Regions from separate parts of the Homo sapiens genome. Here all the other regions are linked to region 1. The links are chromatin contacts, found by Hi-C or POLR2A ChIA-PET in ENCODE. All regions are on one chromosome and are shown on one strand. Each heading gives the region's core, a stretch centred on a gene start or an enhancer-like site at or near the end of the contact. The rest is flanking DNA. Distances are from core to core; before and after follow the strand shown.

Evidence for each region. Hi-C counts contacts between places; a loop is a spot of excess contacts on that map. ChIA-PET counts read pairs that join two places held with the same protein, here RNA polymerase II (POLR2A). Pooled maps may share reads with other maps.
Region 2: a loop to region 1 is called in a map of CD8-positive, alpha-beta T cell, with 17 times the contacts of the local background. The contact joins the promoter of TEX2 here to the promoter of CCDC47 in region 1. A Hi-C loop is called at or near these places in 2 of 168 maps with a recorded cell type or tissue (CD8-positive, alpha-beta T cell and naive thymus-derived CD4-positive, alpha-beta T cell), 1 of 37 single-sample maps with no recorded cell type and 13 of 50 pooled maps. POLR2A ChIA-PET finds 5 or more read pairs at or near these places in 3 of 52 experiments (CD4-positive, alpha-beta memory T cell, PC-9 and activated T-cell).
Region 3: a pooled map shows a loop between it and region 1 (2.4-fold over the local background). The contact joins the promoter of ACE here to the promoter of CCDC47 in region 1. A Hi-C loop is called at or near these places in 2 of 50 pooled maps. POLR2A ChIA-PET finds 5 or more read pairs at or near these places in 5 of 52 experiments (AG04449, GM12878, H1 and 2 more).
Region 4: a pooled map shows a loop between it and region 1 (2.8-fold over the local background). The contact joins the enhancer-like site here to the promoter of CCDC47 in region 1. A Hi-C loop is called at or near these places in 1 of 50 pooled maps. POLR2A ChIA-PET finds 5 or more read pairs at or near these places in 3 of 52 experiments (CD4-positive, alpha-beta T cell, activated B cell and activated T-cell).

Annotation. Positions count from the first base shown.
Region 1 is chr17:63,772,051-63,775,708 of GRCh38, forward strand. CCDC47 (coiled-coil domain containing 47) reads right to left here and starts at 1,547. Exons shown (of 13, transcript NM_020198.3): 1 at 1,362-1,547. It overlaps DDX42 (DEAD-box helicase 42), which reads left to right and starts at 2,120. Exons shown (of 18, transcript NM_203499.3): 1 at 2,120-2,326. RefSeq lists enhancers at 1,422-2,006, 1,719-2,028 and a silencer at 2,159-2,448.
Region 2 is chr17:64,261,605-64,265,262 of GRCh38, forward strand. TEX2 (testis expressed 2) reads right to left here and starts at 1,656. Exons shown (of 12, transcript NM_001288732.2): 1 at 1,564-1,656. RefSeq lists a silencer at 1,244-1,853.
Region 3 is chr17:63,475,032-63,478,689 of GRCh38, forward strand. ACE (angiotensin I converting enzyme) reads left to right here and starts at 2,030. Exons shown (of 25, transcript NM_000789.4): 1 at 2,030-2,312; 2 at 2,900-3,067. The coding sequence starts at 2,064. RefSeq lists silencers at 2,290-2,379, 2,480-2,539.
Region 4 is chr17:64,055,002-64,058,659 of GRCh38, forward strand. ERN1 (endoplasmic reticulum to nucleus signaling 1) reads right to left here. Exons shown (of 22, transcript NM_001433.5): 12 at 2,801-2,992; 13 at 674-947. Among named protein-coding and RNA genes, the nearest start is that of ICAM2, 36 kb to the left of the region's middle. RefSeq lists enhancers at 256-999, 1,000-1,743, 1,532-1,651 and a silencer at 1,962-2,011. Within about 2 kb of position 1,715, at least 8 of the 41 ENCODE cell types and tissues checked have a DNase peak (open chromatin) inside an H3K27ac peak, as active enhancers do.

The DNA of each region.
Region 1 (3,658 bases), core at 297-2,796:
CAGCCTGGGCAACAGGGTGAGACTCTGTCTCAAAAAAATAGATAAATAATAAAATAAAATGTCAGCTCTACCATTTACCAGCAATATGACCTTAGCCTAATTACTTAAAATTCCCTGTTCTCCACATACAAAAAAGGGATACCATTTGCTACTTGCCTCTTAGGGCTGCAGTGGGTATTACGGGAGATATGTACCAAGGGTTTTTTTTTTTTTTTTTTTTTGAGACGGAGTCTGACTCTGTCACCCAGGCTGGAGTGCAGTGGCACGATCTCGGCTCACTGCAAGCTCCGCCTCCCGGGTTCACGCCATTCTTCTGCCTCAGCCTCCCAAGTAGCTGGGACTACAGGCGCTCGCCACCACGCAGGGCTAATTTTTTGTATTTTTAGTAGAGACGGGGTTTCACTGTGTTAGCCAGGATGGTCTCGATCTCCTGACCTCGTGATCCACCCGTCTCGGCCTCCCAAAGTGCTGGGATTACAGACGTGGGCCACCGCGCCCAGCCTCCTTTTCAAATCCTACTCTTAAAACTTTTTTTTCATATAGAAGCAACTAAAAGTTAACACCGGAACAGTCAACTCGATTAACAGCCTGCCAAAAGATCCGATCATTTCAAATTGAATTTCCAATTAGAATATTCACACCATAGAAACACTTCTGAGATAACTCAGCACTATAATGGAGATCCTTCAAGGTTATTTAGGTTACAATCATCCAAGCCATTTTTACCTTGGTTTTCCCTCTTAGAAGTCTCCGCTGCACCTGTCAGTTCTCAAATGCACAAGTCCTTGCCAGACCACCCAGCCTCTATGACTCCTGAAGCAAGCAACACAGGACCAAGGAAAATTCACACAAGCGCTAACAAGTCTGGTTTGATTATTTTCTGCAAGCTCATCCAATAGTTCCTCAGCGACTGAGTCTAGACTTGAGGAAAGAGGACTGAGTGAGGCCATCATTCCTTGTTGTCATTTTAGATTAGGTCTTCCTGACAACGGCCAAAACGAGTATTCTGGAAATCATGCAGACTTTCCTCTGTCTCTTTATATGTGTTGGATACAAACACGTTTCATTTTAGAAACCTCCAGAAGAGACTGGCCACAGAGGTTTTTGCTTCTATTAAACCCCTTTGCCTAGTTTCTCCCCACCCAAGAGAATCAATACATCCTAATGTCATCCTCCGGCACACACTGTACATTTCCTCTAACTCTGCCCTTTTGGCTATCATTTGCTCACAGCTCCGTGGGAAAGTTCCCCCAAACCATTACAATTATCTCAACCGGACCGGGCTACAGGCCAAGCAACTCGGAGTCACCGCTCGGCCTGGCCCGGCCACGCCGACGAGCGCGTCCTGGCCCGCTCCTTACCTGTGGCCGAAGCCGAAACCCGGCCCAGCGCCCTGCGTCCGACACCCCTGCCCGGCCTGCCTCTCGGCCTGGCCGCCGCCTCCGCGATCGCAGCGGTTTTACTGCCCCGGATGCCTCTAGGACGCAGCCAGAACCGTAGCTCAGTCACGCCGCGCCTCTCTTCACGTAGCCTCCGCCGTCCGTTACGTAGAATGCGAGCGGCTCGTCAGCGCCTGCGCGCAGCCTGCGGGGCGGGACGCAACCCCGGGGAAAGCGCGAGACCTCCCTCTCTCCCGCCCGGCTGAGGCGAGGTGGGGCTTTTGGGAAAATTACATAATCCCCGCCCCTGGGCCGGAACTGCCCTCGCCTATCCCAATCCTCCTACCTAGGATTCCGTCAAGTTGACGTCACACGGAACCGGTGCTCCGGAAGCTAAAGGTGGCCATGCTGTGTGGGACCACGTGGCCAGAGGCAAGAGTGTCGCTCTAGTAGTATATGCAACAGTTTAAACTATAGGCATGTTCATGTAAATATGGTTTCTGTCCAACCCGTTTTCTCTTGGGATTTTTGGCTAGCCCCTTGACGCCACTTTTTCTTCATTCGCAGACCCACTTTCTAGATGGGTCATGAACACTGTCCACCCAACTGCAGTTTCCCGTCAGAGTATCTGAGGAGCCTGTGAGGCGTTCTGGAGCTTTAAGGTCAGGCGCCTTCCGGGAGCCGTAGCCCCGGCCCCGCCCTTCTGCCCGCGCGTTCCTCACTGCGCATGTCGCGTTTTTGTTCCCCTCCCCCCTTCAGCAACGGGCCGTGAGGCGGTGGCGGTGGTGGCGGTGGCGGCGGCGGTGGTGGTGGTGGCGGCGGCGGCGGCGAAGGGGGCGGAGAGGAAGGAGCGCGGCGGGACCGGGCCGGGACAGCGCGTACTTTGGGCTCCGGGATTCGCTCCGCGCCCGCGGTTGTAGCAGCTGCCGCTGCAGCCATAGCAGCAGGTTTGTGCGTGGGGTTTCTGGACGCAAGGCCGCCAGTCCTTGGGGGCACTGGAGGCAACTGCTGGGCCTAGCGAGGGCGGAGGAACCGCGGCCTCGCTTAACAAAGAGTCGGCAGAGCCTCGGGGCACCGGCGGCCGGGGTGCCGGGAAGGGGTGGGAGTGGGGGCTGAGGCCTCTAGGGTTCCTTCCTAGCCGCGTCGCCCTCCCACAGCTCCCGCTTCCCTCACAAGTCTTACCGAGGCCCAGTTGGCGGCTTTCCGGAGGCGGCGCCCCCTCGCCTAGGAAAAGGATTTGCAGGGTGCCCGGCTCCAGGGCAGGAATAGCGCGGGGAGAATTCTGACCCAAGGAGGCAGCGCTTGGGAGATGCAGGCCTCCGAATTTGGGGTCCTGAGAGGCAAAAGCTGCCAAATGAGAGGAGTGAAAAGATATAGGCGATGATCTTTGTGCAGCGTTGAGTAGGTCGATTATTAGCATCACTGTAGTCACACAAACTTTTTTGCGGCCTACTTGAGAGCGTATCTGATGTGAATAAATAATTTACATGGAATTGCAAACATATGCATCAAAAACAGGAGAAGCTGTCGAGAGTTTTGGGGAATTACATTCTCATCACTGAGAATTTCCCTCTTGCCCCCACTCCTATAGGCAGTTATCCAATTTCTTGTGGCTTCCCTGTGTTTTCTTTTTGTCAATGATGTTTCTATGTCTGTCCTCTCTCGTATACACACCCAGGACTTCCTCAAGCGCAGGGACTATGTCTTAAGGCGCTTTGCAGAGCCAAGCTCATTTCTGGCACATAAGAGGTGAGCAATGAGTGTTTCGTACAAAAATTAATGTTTATATTTTGACAGCTGGGAAAAGAAAATATATCTTCCTGTACCTGGAAGAAGCATTGTGTAGCCTAATGTGCAATTCGTTCATTCAAGGGGTATTTTTATTGGTGCCTATTCTCTAGCGCCGTTCTAGGTGATAGGGATAGGTGTTAGACCCCTGCCTTTGGGGAACTTAACTTTCTAGTAGCGGGAGGAGAGGCAAACAGATACATATATTATACTGAATGTTAGAAGATGATCAGTATCTTAGGGAAAAGAAAGCTGGAAAGGGGGTTGGGGAGGTGGTGGTGTTGGAATTTGCAATAAAGTGGTCAGGGAAGTCCATACAGACAAGCTGATATTTAAGCGGACTAGAAGGTGGAGTGAGAGCCTACGTTTATCTGGGGAAAGGAACGTTCCAAGCTAGAGAATAACAAACATAAAAGCCTTGAGGAGGACAAAGCTGGCCCGTTAAGAGTGTGAAGACCAACGCGTTTGGAGCACTGTGAGCTGAGGGAGTA
Region 2 (3,658 bases), core at 406-2,905, 490 kb after region 1:
TTAATCTCCTTCCTCTCAGGCACAGTGCCTTTTACTGGAGATAAACATGCAAGCAAGTTCAGTTCACCCAGAGCCCTCCACATCCTCTCCCTCCAAGCCTTCACACTCCCAAAGGGGCCCAGAAAAAAAAGAAAGAAATGATATGGCAAAATCCCACTCTATCCACATCACCTCAGGGGGCTTGTTTACCATAACTTTAGACCAACTACCATTTTTGGGGAGAATCTGAAAGAATATTGTTTATGGGCTAGGTAAGAGCTAACAGAAATGGCAGTTTCATTCTTCCAATATGAGACAAGCGTCTCTGTGTGACCCAGCCCTAAAACTCACAAACCTAGACTCCTCAAACTCCCCATACTCCAGAGTTCAAGGATAACCTGCCCTCCATTTTTCCTTATTGTTTTCCATATAAAAGTCACTCGTTGTTTCCCCTCCAGCTTACACCTGGCTCCTGAAATGACTCCTCTGAATCCTCTGAGAATCCTCAAAACATGTAAAAGCCTCATTCCTTTTAATGCATGTGCAGAGCGGTGATGGTGTGAAGACGCTGGCACTTCAAACGTGAACGTGGCACGAGCCCTGCCCTCAAGGAGCCCACAATTTTCCCTCAACTCTAAAAAAGGATGTCCTCCCTGGACAGTGTCTGTAAAACACAGTGACAAAGTACTTCATAGCTCTGGAGAAAGAGCGAGGGTGGAAACAGACTTTGCCCTTACATTTGACGCCCAGTAACCATAACAACCGATGGTTTAAGTAACTATCAACCCACTGAGGGGCTAAGTTTTCCAAAAATCGTTTTCAAAAGGGGAAGACTCCCCTGCACCAACTCCCATGGCAGCCGTACGCTCTAGGCAGCGTGTGGTGCAATGTGGCCAGCCGTTCCCCGCCTTCTCCGGTTCCACCGTATGGTTTCCGTGCTCAGCAGCCAGCAGCGACGGCGTCCACGGCCACACCGCCTCCCCGCAAGGCACCTGGCGCTAGGCCTCAGCCCAATGTCACTTGTTAACCTTCCGATCCCCCGGATTTCGGCACGCCGCCGCCTCCCTGCTAAAGCACACAAACCACCCCACCGCCACCCGCGTTCTCCAGGAGTTGGAGAAAAACCACCGGGGCGCATACAACCTCTGACAGATTCGAGTAAAAGTAACTGCGGTTCTCGACTTTCAAGCATTTCGCGTCGCCGGTGAGGGGGGCGGCAGGAACCCGGGGCCCCATTCATAAAATTGCAAGCCGTTTTCCTCTAGTTTGCGCGTGACGGTGCCTCCCTGCCCGGGGCCGGGGACCGCAGGCTGAGGGGACGGGGCCGGCAGCTCCTCCCGCCGGAGTCGAGCCCGAGCCATCCGGCGGGGCCCCGAAGGAAGGGATTGCCCGGGGGTGTCGCGGGTGGGCGTCCCCTTCAATACCTGAACCATGACAGCGGGGTGGGGGGCCGAGCCCCGCCACGCCAAGGGCCGCCGGACCCGACCGGTACTTTGAAGCCCGCGGGGTCGATCCGCGCCCAGCCCGGGCCTTATCCGCGGGGCGCTCCCTCCACCGCCCCCGCCTGGCCCTGAGACTGCTCACCCAAGATCCGCTGGCTGCCTCATTGTACTATGCCGGCGCCCGTGCTCCCGGCCGCGCGACTCCGGCTTCGGCTGGGGCACCGGCCGCGGTCCTGCTGCCCTGCCGCCCGCCCGCCCCCGGGCACACGCCGCCCCGCCCCGCCGGCGGACCCGCCCCGCGCCCGCGGCCGCCGCCGCCAACCAGAGGGCGCGGGGGCGGAGCAAACGGCACGCCAGGCCCAACCAATCCAGTTCTACCGCGCGCCGAGGTGAGGCCGCGGAAATGGGGGAGCGATTTGTCAGGTCTGTTAAAGGGGCCACCGCCCTTGGAGCTAGGGAGAGGAGTGGTGGGGAGGGTTACCTGGAAGAGCCCCAGGTGAGGGGGACAAAAGCTTCACTCTCCCAACGGGGCTGCACACTGTCCCCAGCTCTTTGCACTTCTTAATTTCCTCTTCCTGCAGTCTAGCAGCAACAAGTGCCCTTGAGACGAGGGCTGGGGGTTGAGGTGGGGTGACTGAGGCGCGGAGAACCAGGGGTATCCCCCTGGGCAAATTCACTCGATTTGCATTTTAGAGGGCCATCAGACGTATCTATCCCCATCCAACTGCAGACATTGATTTAAAAAGGCAAATTCCCAGTTTCCCGCATTATGTACTTCCCCCACCTGACTACCACACTACCACATCCTATCCTGAACTAACTCTGTTACTAGTTTTTTTGTTTGAGACGGAGTCTCGCTCTGTCGCCAGGCTGGAGTGCAGTGCCGTCATCTGGGCTCACTGCAACCTCCGCCTCCTGGGTTAAAGCGATTCTCCTGCCTCAGCCTTCCGAGTAGCTGGGATTACAGGCGCGTGCCACCATGCCCAGCTAATTTTTGTATTTTTAGTAGAGACGGGGTTTCACCATGTTGGCCAGGATGGTCTCGGTCTCTTGACCTCGTGATCCGCCGGACCCAGCCTCCCAAAGTACTGGGATTACAGGCGTGAGCCACCGCGCCTGGCCACGAGTTCTTAGAGCTTAGAACTTATATAGTATTAACTACTCATTTTTAGAGAGGCAATATCTGAGGCTCAGAGAGGTAAAGTGACTTCTCGAGGTAAATTCTCACTTAGAATGAGCTTCCTGGGATGGCAATGCCCATTGTGCATTTATCTTCTGCGAACCTGGGTTGGCTGGCAGAAGCACTGGCACATAGGGAGAGTTCCCCCTTCCCCCGTAGTCCTTGCCCCTCTGCACTTCCCACCCACCACAAGAAAGGACCAAGACAACAAACAGATGTGTCAGTGTGTCTCCTGCATTAGTGGGTCCCAAATGTCAGATCTTCAACGTCAGATCATCCTGGAGGGTTTTAACATGAAGATCTCTAAGTCCCACCCCAGAACCTGTAATTCAGTAAGTCTGAGATGGCCTTCGACACCCCTCCCTCCAGGTGATTCTAATGCAAGTGGTACAAGGACCACACTCAGGTGCGTGTTTTGAGTCTATCATAGTCATGAAATTCAAATTCAATTGGCAAAATGAAAGCCAAACTCCTTTCATCCTCAGAATTAGTAATATGGTTGGGAGACTTGCTAGTAAGGGAGGAGGTCACCTACTAAGACACTCATAACAGAATAAGTCATGCCAAGAACTGAGTGTAGAAGGGCACTGGACCCAGATGAAACAACATCTGAAAGATTGAAATCCTCAAGCAGGAAGAAGATTTGATGCCTCAAGCAGAGGGAAGCCAGGCTAGTTCTCTGACCCGTGAGACAGTGCATAAATATCTTAATGGCAGACACACTCCGGCTCACCACCAGGCCCAGTCATGATCCCAGAAGAATGCCCTGCTACTCTGGTGCCTCATTCCAATGCCAGCAAGCCCTGCCTACCCTCCTGGCAACATTCCTCTCCCCTTCCTAGTATCCCAGACACCTGCCTGACCCAGAAGTCATTGTCCTCAGACTTGGAGGTCAGCCCTCGCCCACTAGATCTTGCAGGTCAGCTGCCTCCCACACAGATCTCAGGCTCTTGGAATGGCCTCCACACAATAACCCTGTTTGTGCTGTGATTTCTGATGGATGTTGTGTTGCCAGGGACAACTCTGCACAAGGATTGATCAGCCTCATGAGAATGCA
Region 3 (3,658 bases), core at 780-3,279, 300 kb before region 1:
TGACACAGTCCCTAACCCAGGGTCTATAGACATTGTGGAAATGCCTTGGAGTCAGACGGGAGAATGAACCAGCAGAAGCAATGCCCGCCCTCCACCCTCCTGAAGAGGGTTCTCAGGAACTCTTTGGAGGCGAGGCCAGCCTCTGGCTGAGGGCCTCTGGATACAGGTTAGGCCTCAGGCTCTTCTCCTCTCTACTCATCTCTCCTCCCTTGGCCCCTCCTTCAGAGGCTGACAGAGCCCCACTCTCATCTCTTCCCCACCCAAGCCTCTTTCCACAGAAAGACTGCTTCCTCCCAGGAGACAGCAGCTCATTTGCACACAGACACCCACAGCCCTCAAAGCCTGGAAGGCCAAGCTGTTAGGACCCCTGAGAGCAGGGTGGCTCCTGGGAGGAGAGCCCAGGCCACCACCTTGCCCTCCCTGGCCCCTGGCCTTCGATGGGGCTGCTCTGATCACAAACGTCCACCAACGTAGCCGGCCCAGAAGTGCACCCATGTCCTCTGGTATCCACTGGCTCTCCAAGCCAAACTGGGCAGGGAGGAGTTGTGAGGGAAAACTGCAGGTCAGGAGGGAGGCTGGCAAAGCGGGCCAGGGCCAGGCCTGACCCCAGCTCTCCTCTCCCGGCCCCACTGCCGGCCAGTGTTTAACAAGGCCCTGCCTTCTCCCTCTAGTGCTAGGGACAGCCACCTTCTTCCTCTCCCCACCGCCCCCTCTCCCCTGCAACACGTCATCTGACAAGTCAGTGCGATCTCACTGGAGGTGCATCTCACAGGAACGCGGGGTCACAGCCTCCTGCACACACTCCATGCTGCACAGCAAGGTGCACGTGTCCCTCAGAGCCCCAGACACCATCCCCCACTCACCCAGAAGCCCAAGTGATTCCCAACAGCCCCCAGCAGCCTAATGGGTTGGGGTCTTGGGAGCAGCTGTCCCTGGCTCCTTCCCTGATCCCACCGCCCAGCCTCACCCCACGGTTCCTCCATTGCCCCACCTCCCACTGCGCCGCCGGGCCTCTGCCAGGGTCAAGGGGCTTCCCCCCTCTGGCAGCAGACGCCATGGTGCCGAGGTGGCCTCCACAACCGCCCTGTGCGCCAATAGGACAAGACTGTCCTCCCTCCCCCACACTTGTCACTTTGAGGGACACGTGGATGAGACAGGAAAACACAGGGGAGTGTGGAGACCTGAGGTGACTTGGAGCAAGCCTCTCAACCTGAGCGGCAATTTCTTCATCTGTAAAATGAGGGGGTTGTTCTCATCTCTGAGGCTTTGTGTCGCTCTCAAAGCCTGCTAGCCTCGGGTTCTAGGACTCTGTTGGGATCGTGTGTGATGTTTTCTGCTGAGCGACTGGCAGCCTGTGTCCTCGGGGGGAAAGAGGGCAGGCGCTCCAAAGCTCCTGCGCTCTGTGGCTCCCCCTCCCTCGCAGCCCCAAGCCCCAGGTGTGCCGGCCGCCCTGAGCCCCTCCAGCACCTCCCGGAGGCGCCTGCAAGACACCTAAGGTCCCCGCCTCCCTCCTCTCCCCCCCGCCACACCCCTACCCCCGGCAGGCGACGTCCCCGCCCCTCGACCATGGCCTGGTGAAGAAGCCGGCCAGGCCCGATCAGCCCCATCCCCGCCGCACGAGCGGCGCCTGCGGACAGCTCCTGGGGCCCCGGCCTTGTCACTCCGGAGGCGGGAGGCTCCGGGGGGTCGGGCTGGGAAGATCGAGCCGGAGGCCGCTAGGCTCCCAGGCCCCGGCCGAGGCTGCGCGGCCGCACGGTGGGCAGGCTCGGGTGTTCCGGCAAACTGCCGGGTCCCCATCTTCTAAAGAGAGGAGGCCCTTTCTCCAGCTTCCTCTGCGGGAGCCCGACCCAGCCCCATCCCGCCACCCCCGGGCTGCACCTCGGCCCCTCCCCGGCCCGCGCCCCTGCCCGGGGCGGGCCAGGAACCTCGGCCCGCGCCGCTGGGGACTCTGGAGCGGAGGAGGAAGCGCGGCGGGGCGGGGGCGGGGGTGTGTCGGGTTTTATAACCCGCAGGGCGGCCGCGGCGCAGGAGAAGGGGCAGAGCCGAGCACCGCGCACCGCGTCATGGGGGCCGCCTCGGGCCGCCGGGGGCCGGGGCTGCTGCTGCCGCTGCCGCTGCTGTTGCTGCTGCCGCCGCAGCCCGCCCTGGCGTTGGACCCCGGGCTGCAGCCCGGCAACTTTTCTGCTGACGAGGCCGGGGCGCAGCTCTTCGCGCAGAGCTACAACTCCAGCGCCGAACAGGTGCTGTTCCAGAGCGTGGCCGCCAGCTGGGCGCACGACACCAACATCACCGCGGAGAATGCAAGGCGCCAGGTGGGCGCCCGGGCCCGGGCGGGGGCGGGGCGGGGCCGCGGCGGCCAATCACAGCACGCGGCCGGCTTGTGGGGCGGGCAGGCTGGCGCCCCCGACCCGAACCCCACCCCGACCCCGGACCCTCGCCCCGACAGTCAGCCGCGGGGCCCGAGCGCCGGGCTGCGCGCACGGCCTGCGCTCCCAGCATGCACGAGTTGGATGGATGAGGGTGGCTGCTCCCAGGCCGCGCCCGCCTTCGCCGAAGGTGCTGGGCTTGGCTCTGGGGCCCCCGCGCTCTCGGGCAGCTGCCTTCTCACCTCCGGACGCTGTCGCTGTCACCGTCACCGCACTGCACTGTCCATCCACCCTCCACTCGCCCGGCCTCTTTTCTGGTCCCAATTTCTGCTCCACCATTCCCATGAGGCAGATTCCCTCCAGAAGGAGGAAGCGCGGCTTCCGCAAACTAAGGTCTCCCGCAGGGATCTCCCCAGGGCCCGGGCTCTGGAAGCCCTTGGCCTTCCTCCCCTCCCCCAGCACCGTGGCTTCTCCTTTATGGCCTGCATCTAAGCAGGGTCCTACACCCTCCCTGCCCTCCTGGTGCCCAATAGGAGGAAGCAGCCCTGCTCAGCCAGGAGTTTGCGGAGGCCTGGGGCCAGAAGGCCAAGGAGCTGTATGAACCGATCTGGCAGAACTTCACGGACCCGCAGCTGCGCAGGATCATCGGAGCTGTGCGCACCCTGGGCTCTGCCAACCTGCCCCTGGCTAAGCGGCAGCAGGTGGGCTGAGGGCTGAGGCAGAGCTCGGGGGCGGCCTCCTAGTGCCCCATCGTGGGGGTCGGGGGAGAGCAGCCCATCAGGGAGGGAGGAACCCTGGGATCCACATGGGCCCTGACAGAAGGGAAAGCCCAGGTAAGCACAGAATGGCTTTCTGAGCATTGATTTTTCTTGGAGATGGGGTGGGGAGTTACTTTCTGTTAAAGGAAGCATTCTGGAGTAGGAAGCCAAATTCAAATACACTTCTCCCTAGGCTGGTTTATGAGCTTCTTTGGAAGAGTTGAGAAGGGCTGGGCGTGGTGGCTCAAGCCTGTAATCCCAGCACTTTGGGAGGCTGAGGTGGGCGCATCGCTTGAGCCCAGGAGTTCAAGACCAGCCTGGCCAACATGGCAAAACCTCGTCTCTACAAAAAAAAAATAGCTGGGCTTGGTGGTGCGTGCACCTACAGTCCCAGCTACTCTTGAAACTGAGGGGGAAGGATCACCTGAGCCCAGGAGGTCAAGGCTACAGTGAGCTGTGATTGCACTACTGCACCCCAGCCTGCGTGACAGAGTGAGACCTCCCCCCAAAAAAAAGAGAGAGAGAAAAGGTTGA
Region 4 (3,658 bases), core at 465-2,964, 280 kb after region 1:
AGGACTGCCTCTTCCCCCTGCCCCTGCATTCTGTCTCCGCCTTTACCTTATTGTGCGATTGCATATCTTAAAACCTTCTGGAAGGCAGGGATTCTCCATAGCGTTTCACACACTTATACATATTCATTGTGATATAGTTAGAATGGTTTAATAGTTAACAACCACCACAAAGTCCACTGTAAAGATCCGCACTGAAGCATTCAGGTGGCGGCAATGGACATGTAAAACGAGGAGACTCCTTGGGACAGAGGGCTCTGAGTTCCCTGCACCAGCTCTGTGCCAGTTCCCTCAGAATTGGGGCTCTGACAACTGGCTTGAGCCAACTTCCACAGAGGAAAGCAGACCAACTGTGACACTTCCACACTTGGCCACCGGCTGGCCCTGGGAACTCTCTTCAGCCCAATGGGCAGCTCACCTCTGGTCAGCCGCGACGCCCAGCCCTTGTGGAGAAAGACAGGAGGATGGCCAGGGTGGTTCCCAGAAGGCCCTCTGAAGGGGAGATGCCAAGGGATGGGGCAGAAGCCTTCCCACAGAGACCCCCAGAGTGGAAGTTAGAGGAGAACACAGTGAACCCCTGAGAATGGTAGTTTACAATCTTATGGAGACTCCTTGGACTTCTCAGGAGGTGCTCGAATAAAACATAAAATAGCACCAAGATGGCAACTGGCTTTACCTCCATCGTCTTGTTCCAGGGAGGGGCTGCTGCCAGCCTTGGAGGCAGAGCTGCCGGAGCAGAGCGAGTGGTTGGAGGCCCTGGGGGACGTGCTGGGGCTGCTGGTGCCCGAGCTCTCTGAGTACGGGCCAGACGTGTCCAGGAGCTCGCCGTCCTGAGCCGTGTCTCCAGGTGGGTGGAAGGGCAGCTGCTGCTGCTGCTGCTGCAGGAGCTGGATCTTCTCCAGTTCCTTCTGGAACTGCTGGTGCTGGAGCTGCTGCTGCTGATGCATGCTCTGGGAAGAGAAACCCACATCCAGACAAGGGCAGCTGTTCCCACAGGGAAACAAGCAGCTGGGAAGGGACAGGTCCCAGTGGCGGAGGGAGCATGTGTACTTTATGTGACCCAACAGGGCACAAAGAGACCAGTGAGAAGGCACCTGGAAGCAGAATTGCTTCGATGACTGGACGTCTTTCCACCGACTAGTTAGATCCTTGCTCATACAGCCCACTCCCCAACCCTAGGAGGGGCTGGATGGCCACCAGGGGAGGGACTGTGCCCTAGGTTGAGGGCTGTGCCAGTTTCATTCAGTTCTAAAATTCTGTGATTTTCATGAAAGTCTGAGAGTTGTTGCAAAGGTGAAACCAAACAGGAAGCACAGGTAGCATGGCTGAGCCAGTGGTGGGTGAGAGCAAGCCCCAGGTTCGCCACCCACCGTGTCTGTGTGTTGGCTAGAGGCTAGCGCACAGACACTCAGTAATCCAGAGGGGCAGGTGAGGAAGCTCTAGTATTCTAGGTATGCAGAGTACATCTGCATACACATAGCCAGGAGGTGGCAGTGGGGCTGACACATGGTGAGCCTGGCTGAGGTCCTGCTTCCGCCTTTCATCCCACTGCCTTCCCCGAGGCCACATGCCTCTCAAATACTCTGAAGGATTCATTCTGTCATTATCTGAAGTAGCAGCGATCTGTGATCATCCCTACCCATGTGCAGGAGGTGGACTGAAGGGACTTCTGTGAGCCACCAACCCACCAGGGAGTCGTCTCTTCTTCTCTCCACCATGGGGTGGAGTCCTAGAAATGCCGTCTACTAGCTGGGTACCCGTGGGGAAAGTTACTTAGCTTCTCAGGGTCTACTTCCTTCTTTTGTGGACAAGGGATCAATAATAATGACCTCATAGGACTGAGTGAGGTGAAAAGTGAAACTATCAGGTGCAGACGTGCCAGTGGGGAGTGCCATAAAGAGTCTGTCATTCCCATTCCTGGGCGGGTCATTAGCTTCCTGAGCTCTCAGGTAACAGCATCTCGATGCTCTGAGCAACCTGCTGAAGGACCATGCCCCTCACATATTTCATCCCACCCATGGCCTGTTCTGCTACAGAACTTGCTCATTTCCAACTAGGAAGTAAAGGGATGGCCACACTGCCTTTTTCACACAAGCTGATCTCACAGGCAGCTTCTTTTTTCTTTTTTTGGTTCTTCTCCCCAGCAGAAGTTCTAATGGCAGTTTTTAAGGGAGGAAAGGTCTTCATCTATTATCCTTATTCTTTAAAAATACAGATAACTATTCAAAATCATCTTTGAGCAAGGCTTATAAATCAGCTCTTAGCTGAAAAACACTAAGATTTAGGAACAAAATTGTCCTTTTCTGGGAGGCTAGTGTCTCTTTAATTATGTTTTTGAAGATAAACAAACACTGACTTTTTTTTTCTTTTTTTTTGAGATGGAGTCTTGCTCTGTCGCCTTGCTCTGTCGCCCAGGCTGGAGTGCAGTGGTGTGATCTCAGCTCACTATAAGCTCCGCCTCACGGGTTCACGCCATTCTCCTGCCTCAGCCTCCAGAGTGGCTGGGACTACAGGCCCCTGCCACCATGCCCGGCTAATTTTTTGTATTTTTAGTAGAGACAGGGTTTCACTGTGTTAGCCAGGATGGTCTTGATCTCCTGACCTTGTGATCCACCCGCCTCGGCCTCCCAAAGTGCTGGGATTACAGGCGTGAGCCACTGTGCCCGCCCGGCCAACAAACACTGACTTTTAAATGGGGAAAGAAATGTGCTGGTTGTTTTTGTCTGGATCTCACTGACATGAGGCGACAGGCAGAGAAGCCCCAGAAATAGGTGGATGGCAAAGGGGAATTGTTGAGCTTTACCAGGGGATAGGTGATGATGAAGGCCACCCAGCCAATCAGCAGGAAGGTGCTCAGGATGATGGTAGCCATGTCCTTAAGCATGGAGTCCACGGGGGCCTCGGGCCGGGCAGGGGCATGGGCGGGCTTCTCCTCCACATCCCGAGACACGGTGGTAGGTGCGTTTTCTGAAGTCTGGTCAACCAGGTTGATAACCTTGCATGGGAGAGAGTTGCGACATCACTGCAAAATTTCTAGCCAGATACAGATGAGGCCAGCAATCAAGAGAAGCAATCACTGTTTACAAGGATATGACTGTACTGCAGGGGGTTTTATTTGTTTTAAGCTCACCAAAGATCATGTAGCCAGATAACTGTTGCCTCTTTCAAAGCAATTGCTTTGAGAGGCCATGCATCTTTGCAGTGAGGTTATCATTATTCAAAAATAGTTTTTGGAGCAATACTTTTGGCAGGTGTCTTCAGACCCTACATATTTTTTTCAAAAATCCTCAAAAAGGCAAACACTTCCTCCTTTGATGGTAGGTTCAGTATCCAGGAAAACACTGAAGTCATCTGTAACAAAGTCTGGTGAAAAATTGGTATTTGATTTAATAATACCATTTCACATTAAAAGGAAATCCGCACGTATACAGAGGCACATGGCTAGAAAGCAATAAAGCAGTTTTCTCGTGTTGCCTGTAAACTGTCAGTGCAATCCCAAAATTATAATTTATTCCAGTAGTCCACTATTTCTTCAAAGTTTTTAAGAAGCATCAGAAGCGTTTGTTAAAGAAAATTTAGAAGCCCAAAATTAAATCAGATAAAAATGGAGCTTCCCTAGAGTTCCTCAGAATCTCTAAGACTTCACGGAACAGGCATTTAG